Regions from separate parts of the Homo sapiens genome. Here region 2 is linked to region 1. The links are chromatin contacts, found by Hi-C or POLR2A ChIA-PET in ENCODE. All regions are on one chromosome and are shown on one strand. The core of a region is the stretch at or near the end of the contact, and the rest is flanking DNA. Distances in the headings are between cores, read along the strand shown. Region 1 holds the start of ZFX (zinc finger protein X-linked). Region 2 holds the start of ACOT9 (acyl-CoA thioesterase 9).

Region 1 (7,193 bases), core at 3,096-5,595:
TACAAGATACCTGGGTTTTATAAAATGTTGTCTGGAAAAATAACTTGGCAGGAATAAGAATAGGCTGGCCATATTCCAATCAGATAAGGGGTGGTGGGAGGGGTTACTCCTTGACCTGGTGCCCTAATAAGTGTGCCTTAATATGTATGTCCCTGAGTCAAAAAACACACTGACTGGATACCTGATTTTTGAACAGCTGAAAACTATTAACTACGTAGAATTCTCTGTACCCAGTAACCGAAATTATTGCTTTGAGAGATAATGGTCCATATGCCAGGTACTGCTTGGAGACAAAGATAAATCAGAACTTGTCTCTATATTCACAGTGTAGAAGGAAAAAATATAAACACACAGTTCAAATATAATACATTAAATGATAAATTAAGGGGAATCCCACCATAGAAGACAGAGAAGGCACAGAGAGTTTCTGAAACACAGAGCACTTTTATATAACACACCTGTTAACATGCTGTGCAAGTTTCCCAATTTGGGTAATACTGGATTTAAGAATAAGTGGGGTGCAAAGAAAGTGAAGACAGGTGAGGCTTTTGTAAGATGAGCAAACCTAGGAATATTTGTAAAGAGAGGTTAATGATGCAAGAGACGGCATCACGCACAGAGCTTGGTCCCTAAGGAGGCAGCCAGGGTGAAGAGCAGGCTCAGAGCAGCAGTGGGGCTTGTGAGACAGCAATCCCTCCTGCAACCTCCCCTGCGGCAAAAGGAGGAAGGCCTAGGTGAAGACAGGAAAGGCATGAAGGGGAAGGGAGGGGAGACTTGGCTCTTTATCAGATGGCCATCTACCCTTCTCAGTGAAGTGAAAGACTGGGTAATCTTTGCTGAAGATGAGAGATTTCAAGGACCCGTTGAGTAGTTTTAAGAGTGAAAAAAAGTTTGGAATTGCCAGTGTACACAAGAACAAATAATACAAAGAAGATTATCAGTGACAGAATCAGTCTAAATGGGTTAAGTGAGAGTAAGCATTTGCAATGAGAGTAAGCATTTACAAAAAGCAATGTGGAAAAAAAAATTTGTAACACATTCGTGAGCATGTTTTTTTAAAAAAAGAAATCTGCATCTATCTGAAAAATACACAGAAATTAAAAACTAACACCTTATTCATCCAGGGTGGTTGGGTTCGAAGGTGTTCCACCAGTCAGTTTTCCAAAGTTTCAAGGTCTACCCTTTCAGGCAAAAATAATTTTATATTTAACCATTTCTAATTGAAACTAAACTACACACTTACCTGTCTTAATCACACAACTTGACTCTAATCTTAATCTTGAACATCCACTGTTGCTGTACTGCGCAGCAAAACAATTCTATCTTCTTAATAGTTCTTCTATGTCTTTCCCAGCTGTCAAAATATAAAAGCACCTGGTTCTTCTAAGTTTATGTTTACCCTTAACACCTCAACAACCACAGCCCGCCTTCTCAACTTGCTTCTAGTCAGCCTCATGCAATGCACTGTTTCTCGAACTTTTCTAAACCATAGCCCTTTATAATAAACATGAGACTCTCATTCCCTCCAGCCCTTTCATGGAGCACCGCTGCTCACGACCTGTTACAGTCTAGAAAAATGGAAAAACTGAAAATGGGTATCTATGCCACCTAAAGGTTTCCATCATAAAATTCTAGGAAACAGGCAGGGCACGGTGGTTCATGCCTGTAATCCCAGCACTTTGGGAGGTCAAGGCAGGCAGATCACTTGAGGTCAGGAGTTCGAGACCAGCCTGGCCAACATGAAACCCTGTCTCTACTAAAAATACAAAAATTAACCAGGCATGGTGGCAGGGTCCTGTAGTCCCAGCTACTCGGGAGGCTGAGGCAGGAGAATTACTTGAACCCGGGAGGCAGAGGTTGCAATGAGCCAAGATCACACCACTGCACTCCAGCCTGGGCGACAGAGTGAGATTCAGTCTCAAAAAAAAAAAAAAATTACCACGGGAATACTCATTTCTCATTTTCGTCAAATAACCCACAGCACTAGTCCTGTACTTTTCAACCATGGTAAATGAAATGTTAGAAACCCCTCCCTATTTGTGTACCATAGAAATTCTGACAACTCTGAGCAAAAGATTATTTCGGATGAGAAATCAGGATAGAAAAAAGGAGCAGCTGTCTTAATAGAGACGCATCGTTCCAAAAGTAGCAAAATTTGCTTAACTTCTGAACATTCTTGTAATCGTTCTGATAATGAAAACACTGATCAACTTACTACTCTCATTATTTTTCAACTTTGAAACTTTTCCTAGTCCAATGGAACTACTAAGTACCGTAAAGCACAGCTCAGGGAACAGACGGCAGTGACAGGCGGGCAGTGGGAGGCGGGAGAACGGCTTGAGCCCAGGAGTTCGAGACCAGCCTGGGGCAATATAGCAAGAACCTGTCTCAAAATAAAAAATAAGTAAATAACAAGGTGCAGCTCAGGTGTGCCATCACTCTTCTAGTTGAGGGCACCCCCGCTGCCTACCCCATTGAGTATAAGCCCCTCCACCTGGCAAGCAAGCCCTTCTGCAATCTAACTTTTCTAGCCTGAATTCCCACCACTCCCCTACCTATACCATCCACTTTTGCCAAACTGTAAATACTTACTGTTTACTGAAGAAGCTTCACCCTTGAAACGTCCTTTCTCCACCTCCACCTCTACCTAACAAAGTCCTACCCATCCCTCGGTAACCTTCTCAAAATGCCACCTATTAATACTTCAGGAACCCGTCCCTCCCTGATCCTCCAATGGCAACCTTGCTTCCCTCGGAAATCCCAGTAATTAGTTGTACCTCTCACTTTACTGCATTTCACCTTGCCCCACCTACCTCTAAACATGAGACTTCTTGCAGCCACCGTCTGCATTACAAGAACCTTTTTAATGTTTCTTAGCATCTAGCACGGTGCATCGCTAACAGTAGGCTCCGAGTTTATCAAGAAAGTTGCACAGTGTGCAATCAAAAAAGTACGTTAGGGGATGAAACTCCGCCTTAAAACTTCACAAATGAAAAATCGAAATACCATGACAGGCAAATGCACAATAAATATGCACCACACTAAGTTGTCCTCCAATAAGAAAATAAAAAAGTCTGCCCTTATTCCTCGATTTAAAAAAATACCACCAACAGATCACTACTTAAATCGTTTTTCAAGAAAGTTGTTTCCACATAAATGAGTACGAATGATTCAAAATTTTATTCCTCCGCTCTCGTGTTGTGCAATTTTTTTCCCTATAGGACAAAAGAATGGCAAAAACTTTCCCATCAATCTTTATTTTTCTTCCTTTATTCAGATACTCGGGGCGGCAAAGATTGTTGGAAAAACAACTGCATCGAAAGCACCTTAGCAGCCACATATGATTTGACTTAAGCAAAAATAACATTTCCTGGGGTCCCGTATGCCCTGGTAAGCCCAGGTGTCCGGAATGCCACCTGCCCCGACTGCCCTCGGGTGGCTACAGGCGCGGGGGAAGGCGCAGGGCCAGGGGCGCTGAGGGTGAAACGGTCCCGGCGTCCGGGCGGCGGCGGTGGCCGCCTGCGGCAGCTCAGCTGAAACGCAGCGGAAACTGCAGCCAGTCACGGGGCTGCGGGAGGCAAGGCAGGAAGGTGGCGCTGCCGCCGAGCGCCTGGAGCCCGAGCGCTCATCATGGCGGCAAGGGCAATGGCCGCCACGGGGAGCGAGCACGCCCCTCCGCGCGCACACGCCGCCGCGCCGGGCCTCCGGGGCCCGTCACCGGCGCCGCTGCCGCCGCCGCCCGCTCTCCCACCCCCCCTCACGGGCTGTAGCGGAATTTTCTCTCCAGACACCGCCTCCAAGATGGCGGCTCCCCCTCCCGGCAACCCCCTCTATCGTCCCCTGCAGCAGGCGCCGAGCCGCCGCCATCTTGTCCCCCGTCCCTCCCCCCCCCTCACCGATATTTACATAGCGAAAATCGGCCCGGCCGGCCTGCGGCCTTCACCTCACGCCTGCAGCCTTCGCCTCCTCGCCAGGCCTCACCCCGGCGCGGTGCCCCAGGTCGGCCGCGGAGCCGACCCGGGGCCCCTCGACCGCCTCCGGCACAACCGGGCGACCCTCCCCCAACCCCCGCCCGCTTACGGAGCGCGCCTCCGCCGCCGCTCGGGGCAGCCGGGCTCCTCCCCGGGCCTAACTGCGGCCTCCTCGGGGCCTGCTCGGCGCCGCGCGCCACGCCGCCCGGCCTAGCGCGGGAGGGCGCCTTGCGGGCCGCCGACCAGGCCGAGACCAGGCCGCTGTGCGCGCACTAGGCCCCGCGGCCGCGGCGGCACCCGGGACTCACCGGACGGACGTGCGGGCGGCCGGCGACGGTGGCGGGTGCTGCAGGCCGGCCTTTCTCTGGAGCACTGGGCCGGGCTCCGGCTGGTGGGGCGGGCGGAGGGAGGGAGGAGGGGCCGAGCTCGGAGCTGACAAAAAGCGGCCCAGCTCCCCGGCACGGGCCCGCCGTCAGCACGTCACGTCACCGCCCGGGAGAGAGACCCAGGAAAATGCGGAAGGGTAGACAGGCCCCCTCCTCCGCCCGGTGGGTCCTCCTGGCACCCCGTGTCGGCGCCGCTCCCGCCCCGCGACCGGGGAGCCCAGTGGCCTCGCTGCGGCGGGGTCTCCGGCGGCCGGAGTCTCCGTGACAGCGCCCCCCTTCTTTCCACCTCCTCCGCGCTCCCGCCCGCCGCCGCCACACACGCGCCGCTGCCGCCGCCGCCTCGGCCGTAAAGCCCGCGCGGGGCCGCGGTCGGCCGACCCCGCGGAGAGGCAGGCGGCCCGGCCGCCCCCCACCATGTCCCGTGGGCCGCGGCCGCCCCCCGGGGGCCTCCCTGGAGACCTACCGCCTCTCGCGCCGGTCCTGGCCGAGGCTCCAGCTCGAGTTGTTTGCAGGCCCTCAGACCCCCGCCCGCAGTAAATGTGTTTTCTTCATCCCCGTGGCTGGGGAGGAAGATAAATTTAGCAACCCCCGCCGTCCCCTGCCTTCGCTTAAAAAAAAAAAATCTTTGAAATAAAATGAAAACGGGCTTGCCAGTCTAAATGGGTGTGCGGGAAGGGGGGTGGAGTGGGGGGAGAAGGGTTATCCCTAGAGCACCTACCAGGCCGTCTACTTTTTAAAAATAAGCAGTCAGAGCCAAACTGATTTTATTAGTTTGTACGGGGGAGGGAGATGAGCAAAGTTGCATTTTGAAACGTTTCGCACGTTGCAAAGAACAGGAATTTTCTGTGTATTTTCCTATGTACCCGTGTTTCAGAGCTTGGGAGCCTGTGAAATGTAAGACTGGTGTCATCGTTTCATAAATCATGAATTTTCCACATTCCTTAATAGAGAGGAGCCCAATTGGGTATGGATTTTTTTTTTTTTAAACACACTGCTTAAACAAGCCTTTTGAAGTTTCAAAAGACTTGGGAGAGAAGGGGAAAATGATTAAACAGCACTTACCAACTTCAAAAATGTGTATTTCGCACTTTACTTAGTTTAAATGTTTATGCTATCTTTCCATGCTGAACTTGGAACCCAAACTCTGTTTTAAAGTTACTAGGGAAAAGTTAAATAGTGGAGTCTTTACATTAATCTGGAATCTGGCATGCTATCCTTTAACACAGCACTAAATGTTAAAGGCATTTTTAAACAATAAGAAACACAAAAATTATAAAGCAAATAGTATACTGGTGTGAAATCTCTTTAAATACAGAGGCCACGTATTTTAGTTGCCTGACATAACTCTTTAAAACTCCCAGAATGCAATTTGTCCCTTCCCTCAGACATCTCTCAATCACAAATGCTTTCAAAAAGGAAAAACAAAAGTAGAGTAAGAAGAAATCTCTGAGCATGCACTGGATGATAATTTTCCTCTCGGGGCTTTAGTCTGAATTTTTCCAAGCGATTAAATTTCCTTTCAAAAATAGTAACAGCATGTATTCATTGTTTATAAAAATTACATCAGGCTGTGATAGACTTTCACAGAAAGACATTTCACAGAAAGGTAAATGAAACTAAGCAATGTTGTTTCAATAAAAAAAAATGAGAAATAGCTTGTGTGCCCACATTAATATTTCTTGCACTCCCAGACTGGAGTGCAATGGCGTGATCTTGGCTCACTGAACCTCTGCCTTCGGGGTTCAAGCGATTCTCCTGCCTCAGCCTCCCGAGTAGCTGGGATTACAGGCACTTGCCACCACGCCTGGCTAATTTTTCTATTTTTTTAGTAGAGATGGGGTTTCACCATGTTGGCCAGGCTGGTCTCCAACTCCTGACCTCAGGTAATCCACCCGCCTCGGCCTCCCAAAGTGCTGGGATTACAGGCGTGAGCCACCGTGCCCGGCCGCCCACATTAATATTTCAAAACATTGATAATCAGCGTTTAAGTACTTTCCAAGGGCCTCAGTGTGATGCTACGGTATGGCAAGAATGGAGGCCAGGTTCCCTGGTTCAGTCCTGTAATCACAGCACTTTGGGAGGCCGAGGCGAGAGGATCACTTGAGCCCAGGAGTTCAAGACTAGCCTGGGTAACATGGTGAGACCTCGTCTCTATTAAAAAAAAAAAAAAAGAAGAAGAATAGAGCCTCACTTCATCCATGCAACTGTAAGCAGCATGTTCAAGACAGAAAAACCTAATGTCACCATTCTTGTTAGTTTTTCCATAATTACCATCAAAAATACTTATACATCCACCAGTGTAAAGCACTTAAGAAAACAGTGTCCAAGGAGCATGAAAGAAAAAGAAGTTTTCTCAGTTTAAAAGATCACAAGTAGTTTAGGGATTGATACTTTCAAAGAGCCCTTTGTCATTACTTTTCATACAGGAAGAGACTGTTAACTTTGGTGGGAAACAAAGAAAGGATGGCCTAGTTCTATTAGATTAGATAAACCTTTATTAAAGTCCAGCAAACTTTATAAAGTCCAGTTATTTTATAGATGACTATACAGATAAGGTCAACTATATTTTTTTTAGTTAAAAAAAGGTAAAGTTGTACTTTAAGCCCATTTATGGAAGTCTGTAAAGAACATTGTTTAACTGGTAAAAGAACAATGGTAAAAATCATTTCACTAGAAGTACACTTAGTATTATACTCATGATAAAGTGAAGATGAAAAGGAAGTGTAAACAGCAGAGATCAGAAATTGTTTGATGTGACAAAATACAAAATGCATTTTATGAAAGTACTCACAATAGGACCTTGAGGACACCTAAGATCCTTGAAAGCATTTGGTAA
Region 2 (7,193 bases), core at 1,590-4,089, 410 kb after region 1:
TGGGTAGAGAACCTGTTACTTAAGGACGGTGATTCTCACCACTATACAATTGTTGTATGTTTCCTGTTTTGATTTTGTGACCATTTCCCCTTCCTTCTCTGCTATCCAAAATGTGGTATAGCATATATGCTTGATAATAATGACGACAACAACAACACACACAGAAATCAGAGTTGCTAAGCTGTTTTAAGAATTTTATGCATGCTGCCAATTGAGGTAGTTAGAGACTCGTGGATGAATGCTGGGCAGGCTAGGTCTAGCAGGGGTTCCCTGAAGTTACAACTAAGGTAGGTGGGCTAAGTGATGTGATCATTTTTTTCCCTCTTTAACCTTCTAGTGGACATCTATGTGGTTGGCTGCTCCATACTCCTCTTCTTTTCTTTCTTTCTTTTTTTTTTTTTTTTTTTTTGAGATGGAGTCTCTTGCCCAGGCTGGAGTGCAGTGGCGCGATCTCAGCTCAGTGCAACCTTCGCCTCCCAGGTTCAAGCGATTCTCCTGCCTCAGCCTCCCGAGTAGCTGGGATTACAGGCGCCCACCACCACAGCCAGCTAATTTTTGTATCTTTAGTAGAGGCAGGGGTCTCACCATGTTGGCCAGCCCAGTATTGAATTCCTGACATCAGTTGATCCACTCGCCTCAGCCTCCCAAAGTTCTGGGATTACAGACGTGAGCCACCGCACCCGGCCTCGGTACTCCTTTTCTAAGAAGGTGCTCCGTATCCCCATCTGTACAGTTACTTACAGAAATAACCATGTTAGTAGATTGTGACCCAGTACCTGGCCATGAGTCTGGGTGAGGGGGTTCCTGGTAAGTCAGGGCAAGGGTTCCTTACCCTGATGCCACAGTTGGCTAGTCCAGGAGTGTGTACCTGATCCAAATTGGACCAATGAATCTCTTCTCAGAACTTTTTTGTATTTGGGCCGTAGAAATTTCAGTCAGTCTGTATGTGTGTGGCTGTGGTTGTAAGATGTAAAGTTCAGGAGCTTCTATTGCCATATGGAGAATGTCATTACATAGAGAGAAAAAAGAATGAAGCCAGTATGCAAAGGAAAGCAAAGATAAGCAATAGAGAGAAGGCATCTGCATGGCATTAAGTCCCTGGTTTCAGCTGTTCCAGCCAAAATCGATGGTGTTTATTATATTGATGAGAATGTGTCTTTATAATTTGGAAATTGACGGAAGGCGACTTGATTGCGGGAAAAACTATAAACTGTACCTACCTATTATACCATTTACAAAAAATTCTCTCTTGTACTTATTTTTTCTCCCTGAGCCTCCTATTGCTTCAAAGAAAAGTTCAAGTAAAAAGAAGAACAAAAATAGCATAATTCAATACAATATTTATTGCCCTCTGTGTTAGGTGTGGTAGAGTATAAAGAAATATGGCTGACCCAAAACCAACAAGACAATCACTGAAAAGTGACTTGTGAACAATGTGAACAATGTGACAAAAATGAAAAGACAATGTGAACAAAAATGAAGGAGAGATCCTTGTAGGCTAAAAGGGGAGTCTTCCAGATGTGAGATTGATAAAAGCAGGGAAAATTCAGTAGAAAGAGAAAGCCGAAGACCATGCTCCATGTGTAACTCATGAAGTGATTCAAAACAGAAAGCTAGCTTAATTCAAATCAATACATTTTTACTAAGTATGGGGTATTGCGAAAAAGCATATGGCCCTTGCCTTTTAGGAAATTGCCGTATTTAGAGGCAAAGCAAGACTTGCTTATATTCTCAAAAGATCCCCACTCGTTACCTTATTTCCCCTTTAAACCGCTTTACCATATTTGAGATCATGTTATTTGCTAACTTGTTTGTTGATTTGTTTTCCTTCCTTATCAAGAGGCAAGCCCCTTAAGGGCGGGGATTTTTGTCCTTTTTTCTTTTTGCAACCCCAACCTCTGCAATAGTGCCTGGCACAATGCAAACAGCTCAATAATAATTCGTTGAAAGAAATGGAGAATTAGATCGTAGGGTGAAATAATCTTAAACTCTCTGGCCTTGAATCTCTCTAGCTCGCCCAAGATATCAAACATTGGGGGTCAGGCCGAGAAGAGGAGAGGAACAATTTTTTCCTGTTAGGTCAGTGGTTTTTAGCCTTTGGTTACATTAGCATCACCTGGGGGCATCTTTAGACATCATCCCGAAGCCCAGACCGCACCCAGGACTAAACTAGAATCTCCAGCCAGTGGGTCTCAAGCATCAGTTTTTTGTTGTTTTTTTTTTGAGACATTGTCTCCTTCTGTCGCCCAAGCTGAAGTGTAGTGGTGCGATCTCGGCTCACCGCAACCTCCGCCTCCCAGGTTCAAGCGATACTCGTGCCTGTCCCCCGAGTAGCTGGGATTACAGGCGTCTGCCACCACGCCTGGCTAATTTTTGAATTTTTAGTAGAGACAGGGTTTCGCCATGTTGGCCAGGCTGGTCTTGAACTCCTGACCTCAGGTGATCTGCCCGCCTAGGCCTTCCAAAGTGCTGGAATTACAGGCGTGAGCCACCGCGCCCGGCCAAGTATCAGTATTTTGGAAAGTTGCCCAGGAGATTCCAATGTGCAGCCAAGGGGAAGAACAGACGGAGCCAAGGCGCGGGGATCAAGGATAAAGGAGACAAGCTCCACTAGGCAGAGCCGGGCCTCTTCTCGACGTCACGCCCTGGCGTTGCTGCGTGGTTCGTTTACTCAACCGAGAATAGGCCGGTCCTCGCTGTAGCAACACGACCCGCACAACTGATTGAGTGGGAAGCTCCGCAGAGGCGGACTCCAGCCTCCCGCCAATGAACGGGTAGGGTCCGCCCGGCACAGCGCGGCCACGCCCCCTGGACGCCGCGGTCCCGCCCCCGGACACCGCTGTCCGGCTCCCGGGCTGTCCTCAGCAAGGGCGCGGTCTGGTACTCGTGCGTCTTTTATCGCCTCAGTTTCCCTCCGCCGACTAGCGCGCGGGGCCCGGTTCTCCATCGCGCGCACGGCAGCCTAGCGCAATGAGGCGGGCAGCACTGCGGTAGGTGGCGGGGCGTGGAAGGGGCTGGCAGGGCGGTAGCCTGGGGTGCCATCGTCTTCCCCTAGAGCTTCGGGCTGGCCCCGGCGGAAGAAGTGGGCCACGCATGGGCATTTGGGCTCTATGATAAGGGGCGCTCGCCCACTGTACCTCCGACCGGACATAAGCCCGCCGGCCTTTGGTTGGGAGAACCTCGCCCCCACTTTGGCGACTTCTAGCACTGAGTTTGATATTAAAAGCAAAGCAGCACTTTTAAGGGAGGAAGTTGGGTGTTCCCTAAAATTCCTTTGGCCTTGCTCATCCGGGGTGTGGTTGGTAGCCGCGTCGGGGTAGCCCCTTGTCAGAAAGATAATATTTGGAGTTCTATGTTACCTCTAGCCCTTCATCTTCCTTTGGAGAACATTTTTAGGATTAAATGCTTGACCTACTTCGGCTCTTACTTAAGTTTGTTGTAACATTGGCAGAGATTACAGGGTACCTTTTGGCTCCCAGGACCCTAGGACTGTGCGTCTAGGACCCTGGTGCCAATTTGAACTTAACTTTAATGAGCCGCAAAGCCCTTATAAGAGGCTGGGTGCTTTGATTGGGCCACGTGGGTAAGGGAGGATGCCTTTTTGTATATGTAATCTTCCCAGCTGGCACAGTTAAGGCCTGAGGGCCTTAGACTCCAGAGCGTGTCTAGCTCTCCCTAATCCCTTTCACCCGAGCATGCCACCCTTTCCAAGTTTTCTGCCTGGCTGCATCCCAGGGGGCTCACACCTGCTCCAGTTTCTGAAGTTATCTCGCTGCCAGTGGGCCTGTCCCCCTGATGTGACTCATAGTGCTTTTGACTCACATTAACCCCATCAATTCTCTTGGGGGTCCTGGATATCTCTCTCTCTCTCTCTCTCCCTCTCTCTCTCTCTCTCTCTCTCACTCACTCACTGTTCCTGGGGACTTTGTTATCAGTTGTAAGGGTTCTGTCTTGTTTATAGTACTTAAAAACAAACAAAAAACCTTTGTTAAACTATTTGAAGGCAGACTGAAAGTCATTATGAGAGGGGCCACAGTTGACTTTAGCTTGCAATGTGAAAGGTCTTCTACAAAAGCTCCATGGTCTTGTTCAGGTGCTTTCTCTTATAACCCTGTGTTCCTTTCTTGAAAATTCTATTGAGGCCGGGTGTGGTGGTGCACGACTGCAGTCCCAGCGTTTTGGGATGCTGAGGTGGATGGATCACTTGAGGCCAGGAGTTCGAGACCAGCCTGGCCAACATGGTGAAACCCCGTCTCTATTAAAAATACAAAAATTAGCCGGGAGTGGTGGTGCATGTCTGTAGTCACAGCTACTTTTGGAGGCTGAGGCAGGAGAATCGCCTGAACCGGAAGGCAGAGGTTGCAGTGAGCTGAGATCGCGCCCCTGCACTCCAGCCTGGGCAACACAGTGAGATTCTGTCTCAAACAAAAAACTATTGAACCTTAAGCGGATAATCTCTTAGTGTCTAGTGAGAGGAGGAGTTCACAAATGAATATAGACTGAGATGATTAGGTTCTTTGACTGGTGGGCAACCTTTGTAGCTTCTTTTCTTTTTTAGACTTGCAAGAGGCACCTTTGTTTAGTCTCTAAATAGAGGTTATTTCCTCAGAGTGGAGGGCATATGAGTGGTATTGCCTGTTATTGCACTGAACACTCTTCCTTGCCAACTGCTGTAAGCTTGGGACCCAGGGCTGAGCCAGGGTGAGTTATGTGACTCCCCAGGTAGGCCATGGAGGCCTTGAGTTTTCTTTTTTTTTTTTCTCTTTGAAATACTTTTTTTATTTCTTTGGGATATATGTCCAGAAGAGAAATTGCTGGATCATATGGTAGTTATATTTTTAATTTTTGGAGGAACTGCCTCATTATTTTTCAAAATGGCTGTACCAGTTTACATTTTCACCAATAGTGTACGAGGGTTCCCTTTTCTCTACATCCTCACCAACACTTGTTATCTTTTGTCTTTTTGTAATAATCATCTTTTTATTATTATTATTATTATACTTTAAGTTTAGGGTACATGTGCACAATGTGCAGGTTAGTTACATATGTATACATGTGCCATGCTGGTGTGCTGCACCCATTAACTCGTCATTTAGCATTAGGTATATCTCCTAATGCTGTCCCTCCCCACTCCCCCCGCCTTGAGTTTCTTGATCTCCTTTGATTGGAAAGGTTCAGTTACAAGGTCCTGGGATTTGAGTGTTGCAAAGGCCTCTCCACAGTAAAGGCCTAGAGGTTTTGCTATAAGTAAGACTCCTGAGGGCTTATCAGGAGATAAGCCAGTAACCCTGAGGTACTGAAGTGTTGAGTATTGATTAAAACCATTCTCCCACCTCCTCCACCTCAGTGCGGTGTGTGTGTGTGTGTGTGTGTGTGTGTGTGTGTGTGTGTGTGTGTATGTATTGGGGGAGATCGGAAGAACTGGGCTCTATCTGGACTCTGCTGGTGTGCCTGTTGACTGGCACTGGGGGAAAGTCGTCTGAAACTGGGGCCTCAGTTTCTTAAGGAGGTTGGTTTGAATCAGAATCTTCAAATATAGGGGGATCTGAGGGTACAAAAAGGGTCTGTGCACCTCCTGAAATAGTATATACCATTGTGTGTGTGAGCAAAAATGTATTCCAACCCTTCCCACGCCCGCTCGAGGTCCACAGTTTCCATCAGATTATCAGTAAATAGGATACCAAATGTAGTGAAAAGTTACCATTACATGCCAGGCGCGGTGGCTCACGCCTATAATCCCAGCACTTTGGGATACTGAGGCGGGCAGATCACTTGAGGTCAGGAGTTCAAAACCAGCCTGGTCAACATGGTGAAGCCCTGTCTGTACTAAAAACACAAAAACTAGCTGGGCATGGTGGTGCACAGCTGTAATCCCAGCTGCTCGGGAGGCTGAGGCTGGAGAATCGCTTGAACTCGGGAGGTGGAGGTTGCAGTGAGCCAAGATGTTGCCACTGCACTCCAGCCTGGGTGACAGTGAGACTGTCTCAAAAAAAAAAAAAGTTACCATTACCCGAATACTCTTGAATGCTATGTTGACAGTATGATATAGATTTATTATTACCAATATGCTATTGGTATAAGCAACATTTTTTTAAAAAGTGTTCCAATTATGCCTTTGTTGTGCCACAGGAATGTATTTCCAAATTTTTTAAGGCAGCATGCAAAGCAATGGGGCTCTAGGACTACAATTTTCCAAATAAATTGGCCCAAGTGTTTCTCTGTATTCATTAACTCCCTTCTTTTCTCTCCTCATTTGATTCTATGTTTGGCAGTGGTCCGTGATAGTGCCTGGCTTAGGCTATCTTTCCTTTTTTTTTGGAGACAGAGTCTTGCTCTTTTACCCAGGCTGGAGTGCAGTGGTGCGATCATGGCTCACTGCAGCCTCGACCTCCCCGGGGCTCAAGTGATCCTCCCACCTCAGCCTCCTGAGTAGCTGTGACCACAAGTGTGCACCACTACGCCTGACTAATATTTTAAAATTTTTTTGTAGAAACGGGATCTCCCTATGTTGCCCACACTGGTCTCAAGTGATCCTCCCGCGTTGGCCTCTCAAAGTGCTGGGATTACAGGCGTGAGCCATTGTGCCCAGCCTGGTTCTTTTTGATCTTTAGGGGAGACTTTGGAGAAGCATGACTTTCTGGAATAATGATAGCTAGAGATTTTTGAGGACTTGTCAGTATATTAGACATGCTCTTCTAGACGTGCCCTTCAGGGTTTAATATGTGTTAATTCCTTTATCCTTTTGACAATCCTATGGGATAGGTAGTATTATTATCCCCATTTTACAGATGAGGAAACTGAGGATCAGGGAGGTTAGGTAACTTGTCTAAGGTAACTCAGCTAACAAGCAGCATGATTGGGCTCTTTTTTTTTTGAGACAGAGTCTCGCTGTGCAGTGGCACGATCTCGGCTCACCGCAGCTTCCGCCTCCTGGGTTGAAGCAATACTCCTGCCTCAGACTCCCGAGTAGCTGGGACTGCAGGTGCCCGCCAGCATGCCCAGCTAATTTTCATATTTTTAGTAGAGACGGGGTTTCACCATATTGGCCAGGCTGGTCTCAAACTCCTAACCTCAAGTGATACGCCTGCCTCGGCCTCCCAAAGTGTTGGCATTACAGGCATGAGCCACTGCGCCCAGCCTTTGGGTTAACCCCTATACTGTATTGCCTCTCACACAAACAGGATGGAATGATT

Evidence for each region. A loop is a pair of places that touch in the nucleus more often than their neighbours do. ChIA-PET counts read pairs that join two places held with the same protein, here RNA polymerase II (POLR2A). Pooled maps may share reads with other maps.
Region 2: a pooled map shows a loop between it and region 1 (11-fold over the local background). The contact joins the promoter of ACOT9 here to the promoter of ZFX in region 1. A Hi-C loop is called at or near these places in 3 of 37 single-sample maps with no recorded cell type and 18 of 50 pooled maps. POLR2A ChIA-PET finds 5 or more read pairs at or near these places in 4 of 52 experiments (AG04450, GM12878, PC-3 and 1 more).

Annotation. Positions count from the first base shown.
Region 1 is chrX:24,146,881-24,154,073 of GRCh38, reverse strand. ZFX (zinc finger protein X-linked) reads right to left here and starts at 4,345. Exons shown (of 10, transcript NM_003410.4): 1 at 4,280-4,345; 2 at 2,274-2,383; 3 at 1,244-1,354. ZFX-AS1 (ZFX antisense RNA 1) reads left to right here and starts at 4,420. Exons shown (of 3, transcript NR_046657.1): 1 at 4,420-4,519; 2 at 5,232-5,321. RefSeq lists enhancers at 414-503, 3,889-4,702, 4,909-5,008 and silencers at 3,339-3,848, 3,899-3,948, 3,969-4,378, 4,439-4,798.
Region 2 is chrX:23,738,922-23,746,114 of GRCh38, reverse strand. It overlaps ACOT9 (acyl-CoA thioesterase 9), which reads left to right and starts at 2,839. Exons shown (of 16, transcript NM_001037171.2): 1 at 2,839-2,990. The coding sequence starts at 2,971. RefSeq lists a silencer at 2,670-2,989 and an enhancer at 3,260-3,309.